Linked DNA regions of Mus musculus: region 2 is linked to region 1. The links are chromatin loops, found by intact Hi-C in ENCODE. Cell type or tissue: left cerebral cortex. All regions are shown on one strand. Links, peaks and the distances in the headings refer to the core of each region. The heading gives the core; the rest is flanking DNA.

The links. Hi-C counts contacts between places; a loop is a spot of excess contacts. Peaks named below come from ENCODE experiments on the same cell type or tissue, not always from the same donor. Only the 100,000 strongest peaks of a DNase experiment are listed, where the experiment ranks them.
Region 2: it touches region 1 in a loop (2.1-fold over the local background); 2 of 42 quality-filtered maps call a loop at or near these places.

Annotation. Positions count from the first base shown.
Region 1 is chr5:125,795,416-125,810,401 of GRCm38, forward strand. No RefSeq gene overlaps it. Among named protein-coding and RNA genes, the nearest start is that of Gm51294, 21 kb to the left of the region's middle. In left cerebral cortex, for the core only: a CTCF peak has its summit at 4,874; DNase peaks (open chromatin) are centred at 4,859, 5,325, 5,966, 9,293 and 2 more places; H3K27ac peaks cover 1,596 bases.
Region 2 is chr5:125,919,900-125,934,885 of GRCm38, forward strand. It overlaps Gm32986 (a long non-coding RNA gene), which reads right to left and starts at 6,900. Exons shown (of 3, transcript XR_377070.2): 1 at 6,028-6,900. 1700048F04Rik (RIKEN cDNA 1700048F04 gene) reads left to right here and starts at 8,870. Exons shown (of 2, transcript NR_166411.1): 1 at 8,870-9,187. In left cerebral cortex, for the core only: no CTCF peak of the experiment used is centred there; DNase peaks (open chromatin) are centred at 6,182, 6,487 and 7,285; H3K27ac peaks cover 2,174 bases.

The DNA.
Region 1 (14,986 bases), core at 4,631-12,630:
TAGAGTAGTAGCTCAGTTCACAAAGGCTGGATGTCTCAGCTGGTCTTCAGTATATGCTGGAGTCCTGAAGAAGTTGGTAGATTCTACTGCCAGTGAAGGAATGGATGTGCTAACAAGGTGAGGGCAAGTAGGCAGAGAGCAAAAGCTTCCTTCTTCTATGTCTTTATATACACTTCCAGGACAGTGTATGGCCCAGATTAAAGCCATGTCTTTCCGGCTTGAGATATGGATGAAAGGCATGTGTCTTCTTCCTTCAAAGGTCCAGACTAGAAGTGAATTCACCCACTTCAAACCAAGTAAAAATTCTCTTGTAAGTGTGCCCTCCTCCATTTTCAGAGTGTAGCTCATTCCAGATATAATCAAGTTGACAGCCAAGAAAGCCATCACACAGGAACAGGAGGATCCTTAAGGCTCATTAGCCATCCTACAGCTGCATCAATGAGCTCCAGGTTCTGTGAGAGACACTGCCTCAATAAATAAGGCTGCAAGTGGTAAAGGAAGAGACCTGATATTGACTTCTGGCCTCATGGATGATTGCACGCTTACACATGTATGCACACACATGAGAACATAAACATTTCATACAACACACACACACACACACACACACACACACACACACACACACACCATTTTAAAAAGAGAAAGACAAATAAGAATTAATAAGAAAATGATCAATTCAGGCCTGGTGGCTCAAGTCTGTCATCCCAGCTACTTAGGAAGCCAAGACAGAAGGAGCCCAAGTTCAAGGCTCATGTGGTATATATACTGAGTTCAAGGTTAATCTGGGAAATCTAGTGAGAATCTGCCTCAACATAGAAGTTAAAAGAGAGCTGGGGGCATAGCTCAGTGGTAGAATGCTTATAGTCCTGGGTTAAATTCCCTGAACAGAAAGAGAGAGAGAGAGAGAGAGAGAGAGAGAGAGAGAGAGAGAGAGAGAGAGAGAGAGAAGGAAGAAATGATTAAAACCATAGGAGAGGAAGTAGCTGAGGGATAGTCACCTAATAAGTCATATCCGCTGATCCCTGGTTCCTTGGAAAGTTAGGGCTATGATGCTGCTTGCTTTTATACTGCATCTCTCAAGAACTAGATGTCTTACATTTAAGTTTGTGTTCCAGCCATCTGTCCCTGGCCTCAGTTGCTTCTTTTATGCTGAAGTATCTGGTATGGACTCTGCAGAAAATAGAGACCAGTCAAACCTAACACTACCCAGCTAGCTGTGTCTGTTGGGGGAGCTTCAGGACAGCACACAGTAGGAGCAGATTTTGTCTGGAATTTGGGAAGATGTGTGTCATTTCTTCTCACTGTTCTCAGTTGGACTTTGATTCTCTGGTGAACACAAGATTTTATGAGCAGGACACACTGTTACAGTAATCATGTGTGTGTGTGTGTGTGTGTGTGTGTGTGTGTGTGTGTGTGTGTGTGTGTGTTTGTGTGTGTGTGTACAGGACTTGTATATGCAAGTGCCTGTGAGAGCACACATGGGCACCAAGTTTCAAAAGCTGGAGTTCCAATCGGTAGTGGATCTGGGTATTTTATGTGGCTTAGCATGATTGTTTTCCTGTGTAAGATATTTGTTCTAGTGAGCACATTTCATCTCTGCTCAGTGTTTAGACACAATGAGTTCATCAGTACAGGACCCACACACACCCAGAAATTTCGCATTTGCTTTGTCCGAATGTATGGAGCCAACTCATTGGTGGTAAGGATAATTCCTCATGGTGCTTTTGTTTAAGAGCTTATGGGAAGTACTGTTCTTTACATGTCATTATTTTTGCCCCAGGAACTCTGTTGGCTGCAGAGGTCTGGTCCTGATGCTGCTTGTATTCTAATGCTAAATACTGGTTCCTGGAAATGTGGTTGCAGATTATCACATACTCAAAGTGATGCCATATGAACCTTCTCCCCAATTTAACTGATGAAAAAAGGCTAGAACCTGTGATTTGGCAGTAGAGGGAAAAGGTAGGACTGGAGGTTCAAATGAGGGGGTTGTAGGTAGATAGAAAGAGGGAGAGAGGAGAGGAAGGCAGAGGAGGAAGAAGCTGCCATGGACCAGAAATGCATGGCTAGGAGAAACAGAAAGTAAAGGGACCTATAGCTGGGAAATACGTTAGTATGGTCCTAGATTTGTCTAATCTAGGCTATAGCTTGTAAATAAAATACCTGGATTGTGTGTCTTTAATATAGGCTTGTTAGAATTACAAATTCGTACTACAGTTGGCACCTTCCTTCTGGAAACAATGATAGTGATGGTGGTGGTGGTGGTGGTGGTGGTGGTGGTGGTGGTGGTGGTGATGATGATGCCGATGGCCCTGGTGATATTGATGTTGGTGGTGATGATGGTGGTGGTGATTGGGTTGGTCATGATGGTGCTGCTGTTGATTGTGGTAGTGGTGGTGATGAAGGTCATAACGGTGATGGAGATCATGACAATAGCAGTGTTGGGGGTAATGATGACGGTGATTGTGCTGCTGCTGGTGATGTTGATGTTGGTGATAATGATGCTGATGCTGTTGTTGCTGCTGATGGTGGTAGTGGTGCTGATAATGCGTGGTATTGATGATGACGGTCAAAATGGTGATGGTGATAATGATAATGGTCACAAAGGGGGATGCTGCTGCTGTTGGCATTTATTCATCCTTTGTCCCAACAAATATCAGTAATTTTTTTTGAGGCAGAGTCTCCATATGTAGCATAAACTGTCCTAGAACTCATAATTTCCCTGTCCTAGCATTCCAAGATCTGGGATTATAGGCCTGTGGCATCAACAATATTCACTGAACACTGCTATGTGGCAGTCAGTTTTCCAGGCATGGAGGATGGAGAATGTGGACGGAGAGAATAAACAAAGAGCTGTAGAGGGTACAGAGTTATAGAGAAAAGCCAAGTAGTAAAGAGGGAGCCAGTGTTGTATAGAGACAGGTAAAGATGGGCCATCGATAAACTGATACCTGAACAGGATGGAGTGGATAGGCTGGGGAATAGAATGTTCCAGAAAAAGAGGAGGAATCCCAAGGCTCTAAGGATATCAGGGCTGATGCTCAGGAGAAAAAGCCAACTGTCCAAGGATCACCCAGGGGGCATCAAGGTGAGGGGTTCCCAGCCAAGCAGGAATTTGTTCTGTAGTGAACTCAGGGTGACTTCAACAATGCTGGACGTTTTCTGAATCCCAACTAGCACAGGTTCCCCTCAGAACCACACCCGCTGCTTCTGCTCAGGGTCGGTCCTCAGGCCAGCTGGAATGGAAGTGATCAAAAGCCATGATCTTAGCATATTTCCAGTGAGGGGACAACCTGGAGATGCCCTGTGAACAGGACTCACAGCTGCCGAGATCATTCTTTTCTGCATATGCGCACACACACTCATGCTGATAAGCCCGCATAGGCTCTATTCCTCGGGGAGAACGTTGCCCTAGAGAAATAACAGCCAGAATATAGGTAGCGAGGCCATGGCAGCCTGAGAGGCTGAGAGACTCCACTGCCCCTTCTGTGACAATTAGTGTTGACCGTCTGGGAATTCTGAAGTGGCTTTTGTTATACTGACTGACTTGTTAGCAGAGACTGTGGGCATCGTTAAACCACACAGAGGTGGCTCTTGACTCACAGGTGTCGGACGTGGCATTTCTGCCTGTCCAGCCACCCTTTCATTGTACGCTTGTGTTTCTCTCCCACACCAAGCAGGCTTCGATGCAGGAATGTACTCCGTAATCTTGTTCTCCATAAAAGGATACTCAGTTCTGGTTCAAAAGTCAAACCATGGAGCCATGGAGCAACAATGAGGACGGATTCTTTTACGTATGCAAATGTATTCCGAGTGATACTTTGGATTTATAATTGTAAGATTATTACCAGCAGGTAATGAAATTAAGATTTAAATATCGTGCTCCATTTAAATGGCAGTTAAGCTTTTGGCTGGATCAGGAATCAGCACATTGTTGGGTAAATACTAATCGGGCTGTGATGACATCCCGTAATTAGTTAGGGCTTGGGGAAAAATAAGGTTTCCTTTGCTACCTGCCATTTTCGCTTGTGGCAACTTTGAGGCGGCAGGGAGAACTCTCTCAGTCTCAGAAGGGTTTCCATTAGAAGGAGTAGATTGCTCGAGCAGTTCTCCCGGCTCAGGGTGAGAGTCTAATTCTAGACCTGGGTAATTAGATCAACAGTTAGATCTAACTGCAGACAAACAATAGGATGGCGTTCAGGCTGATTAGCCACACAAAGCCATTATGTGGATCAATGAAAAGTAAGCATTTCTTTTCCTTAGCAGAAAATCCACACTGGAGCTGGGCTCCTGACTCTACAGGTGCTCTCTGAGCCACCTGCAGGTGCAGGATAGTATAAGATCTTTGCCCCAAGCCTACAATGAGGTACTCATCCCATCTCAGAGCCAGAAGGAACTGACGTTCGGAGATGTCTTTGTTCCAGCCCACGCGGCAAAGGGCAGGGCAGAGATCCACCTTCAGTATCTGACTCTTAAGACCTCCTCAGAGATGCTGCTGCAAATCCTCCCCCCCCGCCCCCCCTCCCCCCCTCCCAGCCATTGTTCCCAAAGCAAAAGCAAAGCAAAAGCTTAGGATCTCTAAGACTTGACTTCTCTTCCACTGTGCACAGAGAAAAACTTTTTCGATAAGAGTTGAGGTCTCTTCTAGGGTGCACAAGGAAAACCTTCCTCCAGTTCCTCCCACCAGCTCTGGGGTGGCGGGCGAGGGAGCAGGCAGAGTCCCTTCACCCTGACAGTTGCCAGGCTGTTCCAGGCTCAGTTCCCACCTTCCGGGTTTAGGGCAAGAGGAGGGGTGGAGAGACCCCTGCCTGGATCTTTGGAGATTGAAGAATGCACGGAGGGGCTCCGGGCCACGTGCGCCCTCTAGCGCCAGTCCGAGGGAAGATGTCTCTATGAGCCCACACCTGTGGGAGCTGCATCCGCCCCTGACCTGGGCACAGTCATGTCCCTCCAACTTGAGAGGGCCACTGGCTCTTTTGTAGCTCAGTGAGTTCTCAATAGGGCTCCTGGAAGAGGGTTTAGCTGCACAAGGCCCTGGATTTGGTCTCTCTGTGATATATATGTGTGTGTGTGTACTAGTATGTTTGAACGTGTGTTGTGCAGGCATGTGTGTATGTGTGACATGATGTCATGGATTTTCATTGCTTTCCCATCAGATTCTTTGCAGCAAGGTCTTTCAGTCAAACCCAGAGCTCATCGATATAACGCGTTCTGCTTGCCACTTTGCTCTCTGGATTCCCTAACTCTGCCTTCCCAGGCTTTAATTATAGGCAGCCTCCACACCCCCTCCTTTTACCCCCTCCCTTCATTTATGTGGGTTTCTGGGGGCAGGGTTGTACCTTGGTCTTTGTGCTTCCATGGAAAGTGCTTTAACTGTCGAGCCATCTCCTTGGCTTCTGTAGTGTATGTCACACGCTCATATTTAACTGAGCAAATGTTTTTAAATTGCAAAGGAATTTAAATTGCAAAGGCCTTAGCTACCCCAGGCCTGGGGAACATGGGTCTTGGTGCAGTTTGGGATGAAGGCAGTGGTCCTGAGCCTCATCAGTGTGTCTACACATCCACAGAGCTGGGTTGCATAAGGACAACTTCCTTTAAACATCCCATGTGCTTCCCCTGCTTCGTCTCCTTCCTTCTCCAGGTCTTTGTCTGCCTTCATGGCACATGGATGTAGTTATTTATTTATTTTTGGATCTGTTAAGAATCCATGAAAATTCTGTAAAGAAGTATAGGGCCCACAAATGAGTCTAAAATACAGTATTTTCTTCTCCATGTCTGGCTGATTTTGCTTAATGCAGTGGTCTCCAGTTGTATCCGTTTTCATACAAATGACATAATTCCATCCTTTCTATGGCCGAATAAAATTCCACTGTGTATGTGTGCCAGGTCTTACTTATTCGATGGTCTATCGATGGATGCTCAGGGTGATTCCACATCTTGGCTGCTGAGAATGGTGCTGCAGTAAGCGTGGTGTGCAGGTGTCCTCTGATGTGTTGCCTCTGAGTCTCTATGGACACAGTGTCCAAATGCTCATGCTGACTGCCATCCACCATGTGGCTCTGAGCCTGGGCTGTGTGCTGTCTCTTCTGAGGGGGCTTTGCATGAGATGAGATTGTGTGTGTGTGTGTGTGTGTGTGTGTGTGTGTGTGTGTGTGTGTACAGTGAATGGCTGTGTGCCCTCACATTGGGAATCTTCATGGGGTTTATGAAGACTATAGCTGTGTTGGTGAGTATTAGAGACAGATGTTTACAGCACCCACTGAAAGAGAAAAGGCTGGCAACTTCCTCCCATCATCTCTCCTTCCCTCCATCCTTTCTTCCCTCTCTGCCTCCCTTCTGCTCTTTTCCCTTTTCTTTCTTCCTCCACTCCCCCTTTTGAGACAGTGTCTCACTATATAGCCTAGGCTGACCTCAAACTTGCAGTGATTCCCCCCACCCCCGCCCCTGCCTCAGCCTTCCAAATACCAATAACTCCTTTCCTTGGAGGAAAGGAAAGCAAATTTCAGAGATGAAGTTGTGGGTATGGGTTGCTAGGCCAGGAATAAACACCAGACTGTCTGACTCTGTACAAGGAAACTAGGAATGTAACCTAGGACCAAAGCAGGTAGGCAAAGTGAGGCTGGCCACTGTGTGCACCCCATGCCTAGAGCCAGAGCTCTGGTAGATCATGTTTTCTAAGGCTCAAGGGTCATTTCAATGGTGAGACAGAACATGGCACAGGGATTCCTGGGAAGGTGGAAAGCAGAAGTTGTTACCTACAAGTCTAGGAGAAGAGAGGGCCAGGCAGTGTGTGTGTGTGTGTGTGTGTGTGTGTGTGTGTGTGTGTGTGTGTGTGTTCATGCGTTGGGTAACAGCAAGAAGGAGGGTGGAGTTAGCTGAATTTCCAGGATTCTCTGAAATTTGAGTATTTTCTTGGGCCTCTGGATACAGATAGGGCTGTGTGGGTTCGTTTGATATCTGGTCTTTTAAGCTGTGAAGGGCTTAGAGTAGGAGAGCCCATCCAAGCAAAATGGATAAATACCCCATGGTTTTCCTCATTTGGGGGACCTAAAATTCTTTAAGGCTTCATTGTGTTCACACAAAGTGGGAGGAGGCCAGGGGAGGAGGGCAGGTGAGAGTGGACCTTGCTGAATGCAGAGGAAGAGGTGCTGCTCCTCTGTTGACCAGCAGACTGGCCAGGACAGGATCACACAAACAGGCAGACCATATTAAGCTGTCAAAACTTGGGGTAACCATGGTGATTTAGGATGAAAAGCATCTCTCCCGTCCCAAGCCAGATTCTCCAGGGCCCCTGGGTCACCTCAGACACTCACTAACAGAGGCATAAATACCAGAGTTGAGATCCACGCCCGAAACTAGAGACATTCCTCAGTTTCCCCATGGAGGAAACAGATAAGTGACTGACTTTGAGGTATGTTGAAGCTGGCAGGGGCAGCTTAGGCACAGCCCCGGTTCCAGCTACCTTTTCCAGTGTCACCACCAGCCTTGTTAGTTAAGGTGATCAGGCACTGATGAGCAGGCTGCGTTTTCGGGCTACGGTTACTCTAATACAATCGCTGTAGGAGACATCTGTTGCTGGACGTAGCACCACAGGCATGACCACGCCTGGTTGGTTCCTATTAATTTCATTCATGAATCACAGGCTTAAGTGGATGGAGGAGTGAAAAGGGTTTGTGCCTGAGAGGGGGGGAGGGAACTACTTCTCTACTGGGGAATTGGCAGTACTCTGACTTTCTCCAGTACCTTCCTGTTATGTCCTCTTCAATTAAGGTGTTAAATCAGAGAGAGTGGATCCAGGTGTAGTCCTGGAGGCCATGACTCTGACATCACGGAAGCATCATGCGATCAGGCTGAATCCGCAAACACCCTGTGTTCTCATGCTCTTCTTCAAGCCGGTGGCCTCTGCACTGAGCCCCATGGTTATTGATTAATAAGTGAACGTAAGCCTGAAAGGGGGCAAGGCTGCATTATTGCCCTGTGCAGGGAAGGCTGGAAGCCTTCCTGTTGACAGAGCCCACGGTGGAAGGACTGAGGCTCCAGGCAGAGTGCCCCAGTGCTGGGGATTTGAATTCTGATCGTTGAATCGCTAATGTGACAGGCTATCTCCCAGCCCCTGGTGTTTCGTTCAATGAATCTGCAAGTGGCGTGTTTAATATGTAAGGAATGGGAACCAGGAGGAATGGGATCCAGGAGAAAAGGAAAGTGTTTGCCTCCTCTGTCTACCTTCTCTGTTCCCAGGGAGGCTTTTGACAATGGCAGGTTACCCACATCTCTGTGGACTGGAGTCCAGGGATGTTCTCAGGACCTTGGAGAGGGCCAGAGAGGCTGTCTTTTTCTGTAGGACGTTCTCCACTGTTCCTGGTGGCCAGCCTGCTTTGGTGAATCACAGGTGAATGGAGACCTTTACCTCACAGGTGGGGAAAGCAAGAGGCTGTATTATTGCACCAGCATCTGGCGTCTGTGGGACTCCTGCAGAGGACTCTGTCCTTTGTCAACCGTGGTGGGGAGACTGGACGCTGCAGTCAGAGACTGAGAAGTTCCCGTCCCACTCAGAGACCTTGACTCAGGTAAAGCTAGACCCCTAACTACACCACGGGGCGGGGGGAAATCAGTGAGTTTATTACACAGAGAATAACTGTCAATGTTTCTGATTTGAACATGGGCATTTAGAGAGAATTTTATACACAATTCTGTGGCTTTTCAGGCACCATTGTTCAGAAGGTATAATTTACAGCAAGGTTTAAAGGATGAAGTGAAACTTAAAAATTAGGTAAAAATATAGTGATTGAATTTCCTTGTTTTTTTAAAAAATTTTTTTTAGATTTATTTTATTATTTTATGTGTCTGAGTGTTTTGCCTGCATATATGTATGTGTGCTATATGCATACAGTACTCATAGAGATCAGAGGAGGGTGTCTGATCCGTTGGAGCTAGAGTTACAGTTGTCTGTGAGCTGCCATGTGGGTGCTGGGAACGGAACTCGGGTTCTCTGCAAGAGCAGCTGTTGCTTTTTAGGACTGACCCATCTCTCAAGCTCTTCACTTGTTTCTCTAAAGGGATTTTCTTTTTATAAGTAAAGTTCTAAGATGATATTACAACTTACATTGTTTGGGTTTAGGGATGAGAGTGGACTAGTAACTGTGTGAACCCCAAGGCCATGTACTTCCTAACCCTTAGTAAGGACAGTTTCAACTGTGTATGTGTGTGTGTGTGTGTGTGTGTGTTGCTTGCAGATGCTGTTGGAGTCCAGAAGAGGGCGTCAGATTCCCTGGAGCTGGATTTACAGGCAGCTGTGAGCTGCTTAAGTGGATCTTAAGAACAGAACTTGGGTTCCCTGCGAGTTTAGAACATGCTCTTAACTGATGGGCTATCTCTTCAGGCCCATGTGTTTCTTTTCTCAGCCTCGACTGAGATATCGTTAGGAAAACATGCACTATCTCTGCAGGCAGCGTTGGCTGGGTCAGTTGCATTGATGTTTCTGATGCCCAGTCATCAGGAGACATGGGCTAGATCCTAGAGGACAGGCTTCTCCATTTCACTGTCAGCTTTAACTTTCTAGTCCCTGTATCCTGTCTTGCTCGAACCCCAGGCATAACGTTGCTCCCTCCAGGACTCTGGAGGTGTCTTCTCAGTTGAACAAGGATGTGAGCCCATGAATAAAGGTCAGGGTGACTCAGTATCTCTTGCTGTACCATTTATGAAATATTTTGGCTGAAAATAAGGGCTGGGGCTGGTTCAGGTATGTAAGTTAGAGACAGCCTCAAAGTCCTTTGTGTTGACTGAGTCTCTTTTATAACCCTAGAGGCTCTCTGGGTCCTCTCCATCACCAACTCCATCACCTTTACTCCAGAAAGGAGGACTGACACACAGGCTTGAGGCTGAGATACTTCAGCAAGCTGAGAAACCCCAGGGTCAAATTGCAGTCCGGTTCTTAGCATCTCAGCACTATTGTCACATGCAGCTCTTCAGCTTGACATCACAAGCTGGAGGGGAGGAGAGCTGGGAGCTCATTACCATGGGTGTCTTGGAAAGTTTGGGGGCGAGTTCTGCATTAATTAAGCCTCATTTGAATAATGAGCACATGCTATTTATTTTCTTGGAGAGCTGCTCTGAGGGAAGCAGAGAGGCTTCTCCTACAGGAAGCCTGGTGGCCCGTGGGCCTGCCGCCCATCACTTGGGGGAGGAAGGGGGAGGCAAGGGTGCTATTTTAAACTCTCTGTTATTGCAGGGAACACCCATAACTGGAACATTGTGGGGCGGTTGTCAGCTGTTTCTGTGAGAAAAGGCCTGGGGTCAGCCAACATCTTCTCTAGTCCTCTCAATGCTGCTCTTTGCTGTGCATATGAGATGGTCTAAAATCTGCCCATCTCATCTTCCCAAATCATGTGTTCTTCTTGGTCTGTTATGGGGCCAAGCAGAATGGTGAACTTGTGATCATGAGGTCACTATAGTGGTCACGAGAGGACTCCACAGGAAGAGAGGTATTCTGATACCAAACATCTAGATCTGCCTGATATCCTTCTGGGTGCTTAAGAAGCATGCACATCGGCTGGGCAGTGGTGGCACATGCCTTTAGTCCCAGTACTTGGGAGGCAGAGGCAGGCAGATTTCTGAGTTCGAGGCCAGCCTGGTCTACAGAGTGAATCAGGACAGCCAGGGCTACACAGAGAAACCAGGTCTCGACAAAACCAAAAGAAGAAGGAGGAGGAGGAGGAGGAGGAGCAGCAGCAGCAGCAGCAGCAGCAGCAGCAGCAGCAGCAGCAGCAGCAGCAGCAGCAGCAGCAGCAGCAGCATGTGCATCTCTGAACTGAAAAGCAGTTATTCCCCAGTAATATGGGTATTTAAATCTGATCAGGGCTCATCTGATCCAGTCTAGAGAAAACAAGTGTCCCTTGTGCCTTTTCCCTGTGCAAGTGGCTTGTGCAGAGTGACTGCGTCTCTCACATAGTATGGGAAGAAACCAGCCAGATTCCCTCAACTCTGTAATTAAATCACAGACCTCCATGCCTTTGGCTGCACCCAGTAATCTTTCTTCATGAAACCACTTGCCCACTTGCCCATCAATCGAGGCCAGAGTTCTGAGTCATAAGCAAAAGTACAGAAGGCTCAGGCCTGACTCTATGAGTGTGCAGCTCAAGAGAGCCCACACATGTCAGCACTCATGAAGCCGGGCACTGGAGCTGCACACACTTAGCATCATGATGTTGCAGAGAACATGGAGGGCTGTGCAGACATGTCAGTTTCGCACTTCAGGGAGATACTTCAGCATTCAGGCCTTCATGTTCTTGGGGTTTTGGAGCCACCTATTACTAACTAATGTTCTTCACACAAACATCACGGGTCTTTAAGCAAGACTTTAAAACAATGTTGTAATTATCATATATGTGAAGAGACCCTGTGGTGGTTCGAATACGCTTGGCCCAGGAAGTGGCACTATTAGGAAGTGGTATGGCCTTGTTGGAGGAAATGTGTCACTGTGGGGTGAGTTTTTGAAACCCTCATTCTAGCCACATGGGAGAAAGACTGCTCCTGTCTTCCTTTAGATGAAGATAGCGAACTCTCTGCTCCTTCTCTAGCACCATATATGCCTGCATGCTGCCATGTTCCTACCTTGACGATGATGGTCTGAACCTTTGAACCTGTAAGTCAGCCCCAATTAAATGTTGTCCTATATGAGTTGCCTTGGTCATGGTGTCTGTTCACAGCAATGGAAACCTAACTGGATAAGACCCCAAACTGGATAGTTCACGGGATTACTCAAATGTCCTCAGTACCATCATGCCTCTATCTGCTGCAATGGCCCAACCCATCCTCTATCCAGTTCAGGGTGCTCCTCCAGTCTTGGTCCTCATAGGACCCTCCTGTACTAAGGCACTTTCTTTTAGAGTCTCCTAGTTTCTATAGCATCACCAGCTATGGCATCCTCTTCATTGATAGGGTGAAGTCTATTCTTAAGGATCGCCATCAAATCTCCCATAGGCTTTGTAGAAGCATCTCCAGGGTCAGAGCATAGATTCTGGGTCTTAGAGAGATGATTCAGCCACTAAAAACACTTGTTACTCTTGTAGAGGAACGGGGTTCTATTCCCAGCATCCACATAATGGCTCACGTTCAACTGTTAACCAGTTTCAGGAGATCACATGCCCTCTTTTGGCCTCTTCAGACACGAGGCATGCACATGGTGCACATAGTTACATGTAGCCAAGACATTCACACATTAAATAATATGAATAAATCTGATTTTAAAAAGGTGTGGGCTTTGGATCATGGGCACGGGTGATGCTGAGTGTGGACCCCAACAGCTCTCTTTAAGGGGAGGAAAGACACCAGGTATTTGGGACAGGGTGGCTGCAGGTGAGGGAGCAGTGCACGGTTTTGTCACCTCATGCATCTGATGGTGCCCAGGTAAACATGGGCAGAGGTCTCAGCACTGAGCTTGGGCACAGTCAGCACTGGGGGACGGCCACAGAATGACTGTCTCTCTTCAAATATAATGAAAGAGATTTTTTTTCTGTGTTTCCTGCCAGTGTAGATTTTTGAAAACCCCAGTAGTCCAGATTGAACTTAATTTGAAAGTCATTGCAATTGAGATGGGGGTGAACTGACAGTTCATTAAGGAAATACTTGATGAGCCAAGAAAACGTGCCAAAGTTAACATTATAAACACGATTAATGAGCAGTGTGACTACAAAATTCATAAAGGAAAATAACAACACAACACATAGGGCCTTGTCTCTGTTGGCCGGACAGGCTGCTGACAGTGTGTCCTGATTTGTCTGTGTTAAATGCCTGAGGCTCCAGGCTTGCCCACATGGCCGATGTTATCTCTCATCTGAATTTGACAGGAATAACTTTATGTTTTGTGTACACAAATTTCTAATGCTTTAATCGCTTTAGCTGATGTGGGCTCAGGGTTTGCCAGCCAATCAGACTCCATCCCCCCCCAAACAAAAAAACAACAACAAATTCATATTTTTTCCTTTTTCCTTTTCTCTTTCTTTCTTTCTTTCTTTCTTTCTTTCTTTCTTTCTTTCTTTCTTTCTTTCTTTCTTTCTTTCTTTCTCTCTCTCTCTCTCTCTCTTTCCTTCCTTCCTTCCTTCCTTTCCTTCCTTCCTTCCTTCTTTCTTCTTTCTTTCTTTCTTTCTTTCTTTCTTTCTTTCTTTCTTTCCTTCCTTTCTTTTCTTTCTTTTTCTCCTCCTCCTCCTCCTCCCCCCTCCTCCTCCTTCTTTAAAACCCACAACAACTTCATATTCACCAGAATAGCAAACTGGAAATTGTGATGCCTGGTGGGTACTTGTTACTCTCTCTTGAGTCCTATTGTATTAGTTAGGGATCTCCGAAGAAACCCAACTGGCAGAATGAATACACATTGTCTTAGTTAGGGTCTCCAATGCTGTGAAGAGACACTATGGTCAAGGTAGCTCTTATAAAGGACAACATTCCATAGGAACTGGCTTACCATTTCAGAGGTTTCGTCCATTATCATCATGGCAGAAAGCATGGCAGGGTGCAGGCAGTCTTGGTGCTGGAGGAGCCCAGAGTTCTACATCTTGATCCATAGGCAGCAGAAAAGGACTGTCTATTTCACTGAGCATAGCGTGAGCATATATAACCTTAAAGCCCAACCACCACAGGGACACACTTCCCCCAACAAGGCCACACCTATTTTAACAAGGACACACCTCCTAATAGTATCACTCCATACGGGCCAAGCATTAAAACACAGGAGTTTACGGTAGCCATTCCTGATCAAGCCGCATTAAAACTACATACTCTAAAAAGGAATTCAAACCACCATATACGTTACAAGAGAATTTGATTGGCATACAGGACACTGTCTGGATAATTCAACAATGGCTGTCTTGCATGGGAGAACCACATGGACTGCTCAGTCCATGATGCTTGATGGCTCAGCAATCCCAACCTGGTGCTGAAGGCCGGGAAGTTTCCTGGAAGTGTTGGTCTTCAGTCTACAACGAGTTATCAAAGAAGGTGGTTCTAATATTGGCAAAGGAATGCAGCAGCCACAGGAGAGATGACCTTGCCAGTGAGAGTGAAGACAAACAGGCAAAAATCAAAGCTTCCTTGTTCCAAGTCCTTAAATCTGGGTTGCCACCAGAAGGTCCCACCCAAATTTAGGGTGAATCTTCTTGATTCAAATAATCTGATCAAGAAAACCCCAAGAAAACCTGATCAAGAGCACCCAGAGGCATGCATTCTAATTGAATTCAGAGCCAGTCAAGTTAGCAATCAAGATTAATGATCATGTCTATCATGTCTCTCATACAATTTATCTTTCTCATTTGCTTTGAATTTTGGGCCTGAGATTAACCAAGTTGTGTCATTCATATTGCTTAGCTGTGAAGCATTTTTCTGCATTCTGTTCTGACTAGAAATCAGAAGCATGTTGTATGTTCACTCCACTCCTGGCTGGTTCCTGCCTCACCCAGGAACTAGCCAGCCTGCTGTCACTATAGTCTCAGCGACCGGATGGCCGATAATGAGGCTGCGAATCCAAGATCAGGACCCTGGCATATTTGCTGTTACCTGGCTTGTAAATGGAGCATTCTGTCTATATTCTTCTGTGCTGAGAAGACCCAGAGAGCTCTCTGGGGCTTTTTTTCTTTTCTCTTTTCTTTTCTTTTCTTTTCTTTTCTTTTCTTTTCTTTTCTTTTCCCTTCCCTTCCCTTCCCTTCCCTTCCCTTCCCTTCCCTTCCCTTCCCTTCCCTTCCCTTCCCTTCCCTTCCCTTCCCTTCCCTTCCCTTCTCTTCCTTCTTCCTTCCTTCCTTCCTTCCTTCCTTCCTTCCTTCCTTCCTTCCTTCCTTCCTTCCTTCCTTCCTTTTAATATAGGGGCACCAATAACATTCACAATGACTCCAACTTTATGACTAGACTCATACCCTCCAAAGCTCTGCCTCCTAATGATGTCATCTTTGGTGACATCTTCCTGGGGGTGGGGTAGGGGAGACAGACATTTAGATCACAG
Region 2 (14,986 bases), core at 2,680-10,679, 120 kb after region 1:
GATCCTGCTAAGTGTCCCCTTTAACACTGGCGCTTTGCTCAGGCCTTGATGGCAATAACTGAATGGACCATTTGAGGTGTGGCAGCTTGGGGATAATTGGGGTTCCGCATTAAATTCCTGCCTTAAGCCAGCTCATCAGATCTACATGTTCGCTGACCATTAGGGAACTTGTGCGCCTGCGTGCGTGCGTGCGTGCGTGCGTGCGTGCGTGCGTGCGTGTGTGCGTGTGTGTGTGTGTGTGTGTGTGTGTGTGTGTGTGTCTTTCCAAAGGAATCTTAAATGTGTTGGATCCTTCCATTGTTCACACCGTGTTTTGGGGGGAACAGAGATGGAGCCTGTGAATGTAATTTGAGGGAAATTTAAACAATCCTCTAAGCCTTCTGAGAAAGCACGGATAGAAGGGCGTTCTCGGTGGCGTGGGGCAGGAGCGTTCCTTATGCACGCATTGTTTTGTCTGAATTCACCTACTAACCGGAAAAGCGTCTGAGAACGTGAAGAAACGCTGGTGGAAATTAAATGCTTTTTGATTTGCCGACTTTTCCTGATTTGCTATGAAGCAATACCTGTTGGAAAAGGATAATTAAACATTCTTCTACTTCTTCCGTGAAATAAAATCAAAGAAAATCTGGAAGGGGACAGGTAAATAGGATATAACCCGGGAGTAAGATCAGGAGTGCAATTATCCCCTTATATGCTGTCACTGGCTTTCCGCTGCGATGGTTAAATAGGAAAGCTTTTCAAAGCCTCGGGGACAGCGAGGGGAAGTGTTAGGGTTTCCAATTTGAGAGGATGTTTGCTCAAACGCTGATTTGAAAGCAATGAAATCTTCAGCCTCCATAACCACCATAAAACGAGATTTCTCCTCAATCCGTGGAGAACCAGTCAGAGTGACGTTTTAAATTTCTCACAGGAAAACCAGGCCTGGTTTCAGCAAAACTTACAGGTGAGGGAGACAGAGAGACGTGAGAAGACCACTGAACAGAGCTGCCCCTAGGTTGGGGCCACACCCAGTTTTTCAACATCAGAGGTAGCCCAAGAACCCCCTGTATACCAAATAAGGGGTGGTAGTGGGGCTCGCAGCAGGACCCCTCGAACAAAATCTGCCTTTAAATATGGGAATTATTTCCAAAATGTCTTTGTTGACAGCTGGCGAGGCACAAAATAAACACAGGACTATTTGCAAGTAAGCAAGAATTAGCATAATCCGCAGCTGTGGCCTAACCCGCAGGATAAAGAACTTAGTGGCTCCTTCTAAAACAGCCAGGGAAGGGACCTGCACAGAATAATGAGGCTCTTGCCACCTGCCAGTGGCCAGCAAAACCTGCAAGCAACAGCCTGGTGTCGTCCGGCACCACCGGAGCTTTCTAATTAAAATAGAAATGAATTCATCGGTTGCAATTCAACACCACGTGATTAAAAAAAGAAGTTTCTCCCGTGAGCAATAAGGTTTGAAAATATTGCATTTATTAATACTCTTTGTCCAAACCGTGAAATGTAATTTTCAATTGTCCAGTGAAGGAAGGGGAGTTGACTGAGAATCTTCAAGTCTGTCGTTTGAGGGCTGGTCAAAATACAAGCAAAAGGGAGAAGGAATCTGAGAAACAGTGGCCTTGTGCTTTGCTCTGGGAGAATGCCAGTCGATGCCCATGGACACCATGTTTTTATCAGACCGGAGAAAAGTCCATTGTGGTGCGGATAATTACAGGTGGGATGCGAGGCTGTTCGAACCACCAAGCTTCTCACGTGATGCTGCGGACTATCAGGCTTCTCTGCGAGGCTCTAGCTCCTTCTTTGTGGTGATCCACTGGTTGAAAATGAAATTATCTGCACATAGAAGGCAAATATGTGCTCTCCTCTCAGCGGAGAAGGGAACGATCCTTAGGAAATGGCTCTCCATCGATCTGGATGTCAGGCGGAAGGCAGCCAAGGCTGTCAGTGGTCTCTCTCGCCTCCTGCTTTGAAAAGCACCCCTCCTGAATGTACCAGCCACCGAATACCTTAGCGCTGCCAGTTTCTGAGTATTAAAACATCCCATGAAGTCAGTTTATTAATATCAGCCCCCCTGACACCCAACAGATTTGACTGAAATGCAGAACCTAGCTTAAACGTCTACCTTACCCTCAACAACTTTCTTCTACCGCTATGCTGTGGCCTTGCCGGTGCCGGCTGGTTTTATGTCAACTTAACACAAGCTGGAGTCATCTGAGAGGATGCCTCTGTAGCACGGGGCTGCAGGGAACCCTGTAGAGCATTTTCTTAATTAGTGATGGATGGGAGACAGCCCAACCTATGGAGTTGGTGCCATCCCTTGCCTGGTGGACCTGGGTGCTATAAGAAAGCAGACTGAGCAAGCCAGTAAGCAGCACTCCCCCATGGTCTGTGCATTTACTCCTGCCTCCAGGTTCTTGTCCTGTTTGAGTTCCTGCCTTAGCTGCTTTCAGCAACGAACTGAAATATGGAAGTCTGAGTTAAATAAATTGCTTTGGTCCTGGTGTTTCATCAGGGCAACCATAACCCTAACTAAGTCACCACCCCGACTCTGTAGACCACTGCTTACTGAAGAGTCACTCTGGTAGGTGCCATGTAGCATCAAGAGATCCAGTCTCAGAGAAGTGAACCTTTTCTGTGCCCAAATGACTGTCTACTCTGCTACTCCCTTCCTCCTGCCTCTATAAACCCTTACCCATTTTGGACATGGGTAAGTGGGTCAGCTGGGTAGACAGTACAGACCTGGGAGTGGCTGAGGAAAAAAAAAAAGAATGACACAGTATGTGTGTTGTTATGTGTATATATGTCCATGTGTATATACCTATGTGTGTATGGGTATGTTTATATATGTGTATTTGTGTATGTTTATATATGTGTATGTGTGCCTATAGACACACATATGTGTGCACATGCGTGTGTAGGTCAAAGGACAGTATTAGCTGTCATTCCTCATGTGCCATATACCTTGGCATTCTAACACAGGGTTTCGACTGTCCTGGGATTTGTTTATTTGATTGGGAACTACCTTGGCCCGCAAGCCCCAGAGATCCTATCTCTACCTTCCCAGTGCACACTACCAAGCCTGGCTTTTTGAAAACATGGGCTTGGGATTGAAGTCAGGTCAAACTCTTTACCCACTGAGGTAACTCCCCAGCCCTCCAAAAGGATTAATATTTTAAGGGAAAACTTAGGGGGCCATGTTCAGTTTACAGCTTCCGTCTTGATGAGTTTCTGGAGTTTATTTAGGTCAACAAGGCCTTATTACTCCATCACCTCTCTGATATTTCTTACTACAAAAGTCCATCTTCCCACAGAAGATTTGAGAAACAGAGGCAACTTCAAAGAGAAGTTGAAAAGACATGTGTCATCTCAGTGTGCGGAGACCAGGGCAGCAATTTCAATGCATGGCTTCTCAGGTGTTTGTTCTTTGGCAAAAAAAAAAAAAAAAAAAAAATGCATATGGGACTTTGGTGTTATGAATGCTAAGTCAACATCCTTGGTCCCTTGGTATGTGTGCTCTTCTGGGTGAGGGGGAATTGTGCATGGGGTCCACACAGAGCTAAGGCAAAAGGATTTTGCAGCTGAGGTTCAGGACAGCTGCCTGCCTTAACCAAACGAGGAAACTTCCCCTGTGCACTGATTCTGATCAGATACGTCTTTTACAAGACCACCAAAGAAATTCTAGGTTTGGAGACACAAGGTCCCAAAGAAGGAATTCTACCAATAGCCACAAACCTGGAGTCACCATCTGGACAGGGTACACTAGAAAGAGAACTCTCTGTGTCCCTTCCTTTGATTGCCAAACTGTTGAAACCATGAGCCCCAGAGAATTAAAAATTTCCTAGGAGTCTTGTACTGGAGGAAGGAAAGCATTGAAGCCTGGGGCCAGCTGGGGGTGGGGGACCTTGTTTCCTAGGAAGAGACTCCACACAGGTCTGACCTGTCAGGTCATCTTGCATGGACAGTGAGGGGTCAGGGATGGGCAGTTTCCATTTGGACCAAGTCTGCTTGGCGATGTACCTCTCTTGCCTTCTTTAGAACCTGAAGCTCACACTAGGACCTCAAGGCTCTACTTGGGGTTCACCAGACTACATTATCTGTTCTTCTTTCCAATGTGATCACATTGAATAAGGCCTTTCCCAGAGTTTCACTGTTGTGGACTCTTTAATTGATGTGTACAAGGTATGTGACTGAACCTGTTTCATCAGGGCTGCCAGAGACCTGAGCTTTGACACACACATGCACATGCACACGCGCGCGCGCACACACACACACACAGAGCTCTAGAAACCCCTGGAGGATACAGTCTCAAATGAGATTCATGCTGGACCTCCTGAGATCCAGGCAGAGGGATGAACAAGCAACGCTCCTCCTGTGTTTCAAATCAATGATTTCATGATTATTTCATGCAACATAAAAAATAACACAGGGACATGAAATAGAGGCACTCTGCACACTGTGACGGAGATGTTCTTGTAACATGGCTTAGTGGACACTCATTGTTCCATTTTACGCCTGCATTATTGGTTATTTAGTTCCACTGTCATAAATCTGAATGCTCACAGGCCTCAGAGGGGTAAAGAATGAATATGGAAAACCTGAGCCATGAAATACGGGATGGTGCACTTCAGAGGAGGGGAAATTACGGGGTCCTCTGAAAGGTAAATTACTACATAGCTACCATCGAAAATCTCTTTGTAGTTTGAAGGAATTGTGTGTGTGTGTGTGTGTGTGTGTGTGTGTGTGTGCTTATGCATGCCAGTAACTTTGGAGGTCAGACGAACGTGGAGTTGCAGAAAGTTCTCAGCCACCTGACACTGGTGTTGAGAAATGAACATGGGTGCATCCTCTGAAAGAAAAACAGTCACTCTTGACCAGCTGAGCGACCTCTCCAGCCCCCCTATTTTAAGTGGCTTATCATGATTTTATACCATCATGCTGTTTGGGGGTCTTTTCTGCTTTTTCAAGCAGGAGATAGTATTCTGGAAGCCCTTCTTGTTCTTCTTGTTGTTGGCTGCTGATTTGGCTCTTATTTACCTCTCTTGAGTGGTCCAAATTCAAGTCCAAAGCTTCTGAAATGTACCTCAGAGACATCTCATTTGTGCGTCAGAAAGAGTTCTGTGTTGGTTGTTGTGGATGAGTGGGTACGTCTGAGCTATGGCACAACTCCGGATCCATGATCAACAGCATGAGACCAACCCAGGAAACAAGTGCAACGATTGTTTATACTTATTTTTATTCTCTCTCCCTCCCTCCCTCCCTCCCTCCCTCCCTCCCTCCCTCCCTCCCTCCCTCCCTCCCTCCCTCCCTTCCTTCCTTCTGTGACAGGATCTCTGGAAGCCCAGACTGGCCTTGAGCTTATTATATAATCAAAGATGTATAGTCTTGAACTCTGGGCCCTCTGCATTCACCTCCTGAGTGCTGAATCTACAGGTGTGTTGAGCACACCTGGCTTATGAAGTGATGGGGAAGGAACCCAGAGCATCTTTCATGCTGGACAGCACCGGACCAGCTGAGCACCATGCCCAGCCCTGTGTGTACTTTCTGAGTTTTTGATGTACATTGCTAGGGGAGCTCTCAGAGATTGTCAAATCCCCAGCAGCAAATGTGATTTTCTGTCTCTTTCTAGCTATTTCAGTTTAAGATATTCTTGTTGAAAGTGCTTTGTATCTTAATTGTGGTGGCTTTCTCATATACACATACAATAATAATATCAACTCCTACACCCATGCACATATGATGACTTAGGATGCAATTCATAATAATTTTTTAAAAAAGAAAACATGAGGTTGGGAAAGAGATTAAGTGGGGGGAGTCACTAGAGCATTTGGAGGGAGGTGGCAGAGAGTGAATATCATGAAACTGTACTGTGTACATGGATAAAGGCTTCAAGGAATCAATACAAACATTATTTTTAAAAAAGATCCATGTATTAAAGGAGATAGAATTTTGTACCTAGTGTGTTCTCAGGGTTTGTAAGTATGCTTTACTGAATTGGTAAAAAAAAAAAAAAAAAAAAAAAAACTCAGGCTGGCTCACCCTGGTAGATGCCTCTTCTTGAAACTGGACAGGAAGCAGGATCCAAGGCGCAGGCAGATGGTTCTGTTGATGTGTGAAATCGTCCTTGGTTGGGGCCCCAACTCTGTCACTTTTTCCACATGCGACACTCATTCAGTGCTGTCTCTGTTTCCATGGTTGCACACTGAGGGGTCCTCGGTGTTGGCATGACCGGATTCCTCCTTCTACAGTGCACTTGGTAATGGGGAAGAGTGGGGAATGTGGTTGAGGCCCTGCTCGTGGGGAGAGTAATTTTCAGAGGAAGAAAAAGACAGCAGATCCATAAATAGGAGGGAAGCATCAATCTGTTCTATGGGCTGTAAAGATGAAACAAAACCAGTTTTGTGAGCTTGGAAGCTTCTTTGGCTAAGCGGTAGGCAAGATATCTCTGGAAAAAGGATCTAGGTTAGAGATGTGAAGGGCAGGAAGACATCTGTTGTGCCAACCCAGGAAGTACAGATTCTTGCAGAGAACCTAAGGTGGAAAAGGAGGAGGCATGTTTGTTGGGGAGGGGGCAGATTTGTAGTCCTGGAAAAATAGAAAGTTACACATGGACGTGAGCAGGACTCCCACATGAGCTGGCTTTGGATATCACCCTACGAGTTCTTCACTGGGTGTCACAAGCTTCTCTGTTATTGTGATAAGACTAACCAGGAGCAACTCAAGGAAGGAAGGAGTCTTTCTTCTTACTCTTTATATCCCATCATTGAAGTGGCTCATCCAAGTGCATGCTGAGAGCAGAACTCTGGTCATTTGGAAGAGCAGTAAGCTCTCTTAGGACCTGAGCTATCTCTCCAGCATTCCAGCTGATGCACTCATGTCCTTTGAGACTACCTTCTTCTCTGGGATGTGGCAAGGTCATCCTCTGGTAACTTTCTTGGGTTTTCTTACGTATTTCCTAGCATATTTCAGATAGTATTTTGAATTCTGGCCTGCTTTTTTTTTTTTCTTTTTTTTTTTCAATTGCTCAGTTCCTGACCGGGATGATGCTTTTGCTCGATTTGGAAATTGTTCATTTGAACGCACATCGCCTCAATTATTTGCCATTCTTCAACTGTCTTGTACAACTCCTGGGGTATTTCAGGAGGCAGTAAACTTAGCAACAGCATTCGGTAGCTGAAAAGACTTCCTTGTGTTCTTTCTTATTCAGGTGGTTGCTCCTCTGTGATCCACTCCTTGTTGTGGCCAGGCACAGTTCTGTCTGGAGAGGCCTCACAAACATGCCTTCCTCTGTGGGAATCCACGGAGTCCCTTCTCATTCAGAATCCAGTCCAGGTCTTTGTGAGTGACAAGAATGTTGTTTGGATTGGAACAGAACCAATGTTCATATTGGTTCCAAACCTTCATATTTTCCCTTAAAGTTTCCATCCAAGTAGACATTATTTTTAGACTTTCCCTGTGCGTTTGCAATTATTTTATTTTATATATGTGTGTGTTTTGTCTGTCCATAGGACTGTGCACCACTTGCATGCTGCTGGGTGCCCTCAGAGTCTGACAGAGTGTGTACATCCCCATAGGACCAGAGTTACAGATGGTTGTGAACTTTCATGTGGGTGCTGGGACTCAAGTCTGGGTCCTCTGGAAGGGCAACCAGTGCTCTAACCACTGGGCCACCTCTCTAGCCATTCCCTGAGCTTTTTTCATGCACAATATGCATTAGATTAGGCAGTTCTCCATTCTTCTTGACAGCATTTATTATATTTTGGTTCAAGCATTTGGTATTTGGGGGGTTTTACTTGGCTATCTGGTGATGATAATCACCCTTAGATATCAGCTTAGACCATGTTCTAAGGGCTGTTCTAATTATTGTTTAAGATGGTCTGTTTTATCCTCAGTGGAAGAGGTAGACCTGGTCAGGCTTGTAACTCTTGCTGCTAAGGTTAAAGGTCATGAGACCCAGAGGTCAGGGAGACAGGAGCAAAATGGTGTGCTCTGGACCTAACAGGACCACTGCGACCTTGAACTCTCAGCAGCCATGGTGGTTAAGGCCTGAACACAGCCAAGCCAGTCAACATTTCAGCATGGAATCGATCAGCATGTGTGGGGGGTGGAGGTGGGCAAGGGGGGGGGGCTCCAAGATCTCATCCTAGGCTGAGGAGTTACTGAACCTTGAAGGCCACTTGTGGAGAAGTCAGTTCTCCACAGGGATGCGGCCCCTGGTATGTTGATCCCGCACCAGTGGATGGCCGCTTACTCATGCACAGGTGGCAAAGCATGAATTTGAACCAAGGGTTATTAAAATAAAGTCATGGAAGTGGGAGGAAGATGGGTGTGAAGAGGTCTGTGAGGCGATTCAGGGAGAAGCAGGATGAACACAATCAGGATTCGTTGTAACCATATGTGAAATTCTCAAAGGATAAATAAAAATATATTTACAAAACTTTTCACGTAGCGAAAGAGCTGAACCGCGCGGTAGGTCCTTCAGGCTGCCTGTGCTTCCGGATACAGGTTGAGTTCGTTGTGGGCTTATTCTGTTACTCAAGTAGAAATCTTTTGGCCAGCTCTTGTCTCATCTCAATGATAAATGTAAAAAAAAAAAAATCACTCTATCTCTCAAGAGAACCAGAACCCCATAGAGTTGGCTGTTGTCCTCAGCCAATCCCAATCGCTTGGCTCCTACAGGATGAGTTGGATACAATGAGATAAGGTGGTTTGTATGACCCTACAGATTACCTTCTGGTTGCTACCTCCCTCCAGGGGCTTCCATAGACCACACAGTTCCTTTTGTGATGGAACCCAACCAGCACCTGGCAACTAGTGATGACTAGGAGATGGGAATTTTGATTGGCTAGGAAAGTTCTTCCAGTCTATGTTTAAGGTGGCCAGAGATAGTCATAATGAAGTAACGGATAAATGGCTGCAATCTCCCCTACTCCTCCACCCACACCCACCCCTCCCACACCCTGCTTATTGGTTCTGTGTCTTTAGATAAATCAAATAAGGCAATAAGACGAGCCATGAGATTTTGGATATATATGTATATCAACATCAGCGAAGGATCTGGGGATGTGGCTCAGGGGTTAAGGACACTTGCTGCTCTCATAGAAGACTGGAGTTTGGTTTCCAGCACCCACATCAGGTGGCTCCTACCGTCTGTAACTCCAGATCAAGGGGACCTGATGCCTTCTTCTGGTCCCTGAAGGTATGTGGACATTTACACACACACACACACACACACACACACACACACACACACACACACACAAATGTAAGACCTAGTCACTTTTTCAAAAATGGGTCAACAAAACACAACATATAGCTTTCAAACATCACTGTATAAGAGTGAGGAAAGCAGTTTTGTAATACAGATGGACAAGTCTTTTGTTAAACAAAGATTTACCAAAAGAAACAGACATAAATTGCTGATAGCACCTGCCTTGGGCCCACAATGAGGCTGGTCTTGGTGGGCAGAAGTGAGAGAGCAAGGTGTGATTCCCTTTACTACCATGGCTACCCAGATTAGGTATAAATATTGCCTTTGGCTGTCGTCTGTCTTGAAAAACTAAAGGAATCAAGTTCAGAAAGCAATAGAAAGTGAGGAAGACAGTCACAGTGTACCTGGGTCCCATCCTCCTGTCTGTGATCCGTGCTGTAATAAAACAGAAGGCAAGGTGGATATAATTGGTCCCTAAGATGTGTTTATAAGATCCCCCTTCACAGATCAGTTGATTGCCCCCTCACCAGTACCTTAGGGCAAGCCCACAAACACTCTCCATAGCTGATTTTTCAAATAAGGATGAACAGGTCATGTATTGGAACATGGAGATGAGCCCTGGCACACAGCCCCACAGGCACATGAGTAAGCAGAATATCTGAGGCCAACATTAAGGAAGGAATGTGACCAGGACAGGACAAGGGTTGCCTCAGTAAAGTAATCTTGGGACACCAAACACATACCCCCCCAACACACACACACACCCCACACACACACCATGAATAGATCTGAAGTCAGACCTTTTTTTTTTTTTTTTTTTTTTGGTTTTTCAAGACAGGGTTTCTCTGTGTAGCCCTGGCTGTCCTGAAACTCACTCTGTAGACTAGGCTGGCCTCAAACTCAGAAATCTGCCTGCCTCTGCCTCCCAAGTGCTGGGATTAAAGGAGTGCACCACCACTGTCCAGCCTGAAGTCAGACCTTTAATTGTGTTTCTTCAACATGGCTGGACAACACACAGACACACACAAAGACACACACACACACAGACACACACACACACACACACACACACACACACACACACACCCTAAGGTGGATCTTAGCATCTTTCCTCGCCCTGCCATGTTGGTAGTGCAGACAAAATCATGTATTAATGATGCATACATATTTAGAACATTAAAGCAAGCCTTCATGGTGAGCATGGAAGCAGAGCTGGGTGTCTGCTAACTTCACTTAAGTTTTTCTAGTGAGATCATTTATTTTTGGTTACCATGGTGACAAATTAAAATGAGCTGTACCATGAGACTATATATGCTGTATATAAAAATATACAACCTAAATTAAATGTATATAAAATATTATGGGTACTCCATATATTCCCCCAAAGTATAAAAATAACACACTATAGTATTTTATACTATGTTATCTTCTATAGGTTATATTATTTGCTCAACAGTCCTTCTATTTCCATTTATTTCATAAAATACTATAAAATAATGTAACACACACACACACATGCAATATATGCACAATTCAGAATAGAGGACAGATCATACCGCCTCCCAGGGCTGATGTCTGACACCCTGGCTTTTCCCTGTCCCTCTGATGTGCTCTCACCTGTTTTATTACAACTGTTTCTATTTCTGCTCTCCCTAGACACCAGTGTAGAGGGCTCTGGTAATTAGTAGGCTGTCTGTCACCATTCTCTATCCTTAGCTTGCAACTTCATCCAACCGAGTTCAGAAGTTCGGTTTTGACTTAGCTGCAAATGACTCCTGTAGTCCTGAGAGTCTGAAACCAAGCTCTGCAGGCAGTAAGGAGAAGAGTCAGGGCTTCCACACGAGTGTCAGGCTTTATACCCTCAAGGCAGCTCCCCCAGACACATGTACACTCTTTATTTCTGTTGTTCTTCTCTGCCACCCATCCCTGAGGATACCTGCCTGTCAATAGGATATGCAGAGCTCTCCGTATTTGATTGTTTGAATGTCGAGGAAGAACCAAGTTCAAACAAAGGCAGCGTGTTTACAGACAGACTCAAGTAAACAAGTATCCTGGTGTGTGTGTGTGTGTGTGTGTGTGTGTGTGTGTGTGTGTGTGTGTGTGTATTAAGTATAAGCAACACTGATACATTTAAAGTTGTGTGCATATACAGAGAGAAATGAATGATGTGTGCACATATTCATACGTGAAAATAAAACAGATATTAAAGAAGAGATGTGGCAAAGATGGCAAACTAGTTCAATGGGTAGAGTGCCTGTCTAGCATCCATATAGTCCTGGGTTCAATTCCCAATACCGGCATAAACCAGGGATAATGACGAAAACCTGTAATTCTAGCACTTGGAAAGACCAATGAAAGGAGCCGAAGTCCAAGATCATCTTTGGATTTACAACAAGTTCATGGCCAGCATGGGAAATAGAAACTATGTCCCTGTCTTTAAAAATGAGGGTAGGGAGAGTAAGTATTAGCTCCAAGCCTCCCCCATGCTGTGGCTAAGCTGTCCTGGCATTTTACATTCAGATCCTATGATGTTAGCTCACTCTATATGCTGTTCTAGGCATAGACTGTCACCCACTTAAATAGCTCAGATGCTGCTGGCAGAAAATGCACGATCTTGACAGATGCCGAGAGTCGAGCCCTGCAGCTAGCTGTGTTAGTGATTCAGAGCCTTGGGACTTAAGGACTTGCTGGCAAATTGACACTTCCAAGTTGATATTTAGAGCCAAACAGAAGCGCCTAATAGCTAATAGCAGTCTTTTAAATTTGCCTCATGGAAATATCCCTTGGGGGCATCAGATGTTCCTCGGTGGAGAAGAGGTAATATTATTGGCTAATGAGTAAGGTGTGTGTTCTAAGGAGTCAGAGGGCAGTAAGATGTCTGGTGATATCAGTTCTGGGGTCTTCATTCCTGTGGGCTGTGTTACTGTTTCTTGTGCCTGGGACCGAATATCTGACAAGGAATCAATTAAGGAAAGAAGGGTTTACTTTGTATTATAATGCAAGGGCACAGATCATCTTTGTGGGGATGACATGGCAGCTTAGGTGTGGGGCATTTGGCCATGTTCCACCCACAGTTAGGAAGCAGAGTCGCAACTGAGGGATTGCCTCCATTAGATTGACCTGTGGGGAAGACTGTGGGGGTACTGTCTTAAATAATGATTGCTGTGGGAGGGCCCAGTTCACTGTGGGTGGTGCCATCCCTGCGCAGGTGGTCCTGGGTGATGAAAGAAAGCAGGCTGAGCAAGTGATGGAGAGCAAGCCAGTAAATACTGATACTTCATGGCCTCTGCTTCAGTTCCTGCCTTGAGTTCCTGGCCTGACTTCTTTCCATAGTAGACTCTGTAAGTCAAACGAACCCTTTCCTCCCCAGGCTGATTTTAGTCAGGGTTCTTGTCTCAGCAGCAGAGATGCAAACCTGGCCACTCCTTCAGAGGTACACCCCGAGACCTTTGTCTCCTAGGTGGCTCTAGAGCTCCTCTAGTTGGCCATGGTTCAGTATTAACCATGACAGGAGTCTACCACAAGAGACAGATATGAGCCAACATTGGTTGGCTTGTGCCTGCTGCTATGGTAGCAATGTGAAATTGCTAGTGTCTGGCCATTTTGACTAGAAGGGGCTTAGAGTGGACTCAAGTAAAGGGAATGCCCTCAGTAACCAGTCTTGATCCCACCACAGGCCAAATGACTAGAATTCCCTGGTGGGAAAGCAAGACTATCATTAAGAAATTCTATTATTATTATTAGCTATTTTGTTTTAAGTGTTTTTTATCTATTTAATTTTTTAGTGTAGTGCAAATATTTAAGAGTGGGTATATGCTCTGACACTTTAAGTATACCACACTTGCATGTATTCATCATGTTATAGAGCAGAACTCACCTTCTTTCTCCTTCATGACATGAGGTCTTATGTAGCCCAGGCTGGCCTTGAAATTGCAGTGAAGACAAGGATGGCCTGTCCCTCCTTGTCTTCCTGCTTTCACCTACCAAGCTTCCAGCTGTTAAGATTACAGGCATGATTTATGTGGGGCTGGGGACAGAAACCAGGGTCTCTGCCCACTAGGCAAGCCCTCTGTAAGGGAGATAATCCCAGACCTGCAGAACCGAATCTTTTCGTAGAAAGGAAAGTTGCACTTGGTGAACAATGACGTCCAGTTCATCTCCAGGCCCTGGAAGCCACAATTCTTCTCTGTTCCTATGAATGTACCTGATGCTTCATCCCGGGATTGGCTTATTTTATTTAGTATTGTCTCCTCTGAGTTCATCCATAGTCTTGAAGACGGCAGTGTGACTTTCATTTTTTAAGGATACATAGTATTATATTGTATATATCCTTTTGAGTCTGTTTCAGGGTGGAAGGATTCATTCTGGTAAGAGGGATTTTTTTTATTACAATGTTTCTTATTTAATTTAAGTAGAAAAATAATGAGATCGTGTGTATTTGGGGTATTGTGTGGTAATTTGATGCAGAAAGGCTATATATAGCAAACATATCAGGGTGATTGGCAAGTTCTAAGTAAAACCTTTCTAATTCTTTTTGTTGGGAAGTGTGGAGTCTCTTTCCTCTTACAAGCTGCCCACCAAGCATACTCCCCTGCCCAGAACCATTTTCTTTATAAATCTATTATTCTATTTGCACTTACTTAAAAAAAGAAAACCAACTGGGTTGGCAATTTTTACTCCATAATATTTACCTACCCAAAGCCTGCTGTGTCTTATATTCTATCTATGCATTTCTCACATCTCCAGTACAAAGCTCGGGAAACAGGAGAGAGATGGAAAGATAAAATTGTAATTGGCTCAGTTGTGTCTCACCACGGCCCCCCTTCCTGGGCTCATCCCTCTGATGCTATCTCAGTCCTAAACACCCTCATAGGAGCCAGAAAACCAACAAAGCACATCTTCCACTTTTATTTTTATTTACTTATGATTTTATTTTTGCATATGCATGCTCCTGTGTGAGCTAGCATGTATACATGGAGGCCAGAGGTCAGCCTTGGTGTTGTTTTTATTTTAGGACCCTGGCTTTTGAGTCAGAGTTCTCACCGGTCTGAGGATCATTGATCAGATAAGCTAGGTGATTGGCGGGGTTGAAGTGCCTATCTCCAGCCTCCCTGCTCCGCAACACTAGAATTACAAGCGCACATTTGAAGGAGGCAAAGGTTCTATAGCCAAGATGGACCCTCTCTTCCTGGGAGGAATCTGTAGTTATCTTTTGAGCAGTGCATCTTTCTAATTCACCCATAAAGAAAAGGCTTGTCAGGAACAGTCTGCTGGAAACACATTTCTTAGCTGTCACCTTAATTTTATTCTTAAGACCAGAGGTAGACAGCAGAAAGTCTGGTCCAATCTAGGATAAGTGGCATTTGTGCTCAGCAAAGAGAAGAGGAGAGACAAAGCAAGTTCCCTATGATCCTGAGCCTGCTTCAATGACAGCAGCAGAAAGTGGGTCACACGCATGCTTCCCCACCCACCTGCTTTTTGCTGACCAGAAATATTAAACTCCTTTTTGTGTATGTGCTGGGGATTGAAGCCAAAACACTGCATGCTCAGCTTAGTGCACTGCCGCTGTGTTCCGCCCCAGAAAAAGAAGAGGTCTTTAAGTTATTTCTTTATAGTTCAAATATCCACTCCCATCTCTCATTACAGCGTATTGATTCTTCTGTTAGCTTATGGACCTCGCCCTCCTCTGCCAGATTTGAGGCATCCAAACAGTTGAAGCTTGTCTTCAGCTAGGGAGGGATATATCTATCTGGTTCATTGCTTTTTGGGGGAGCTGGGGAGAACTCT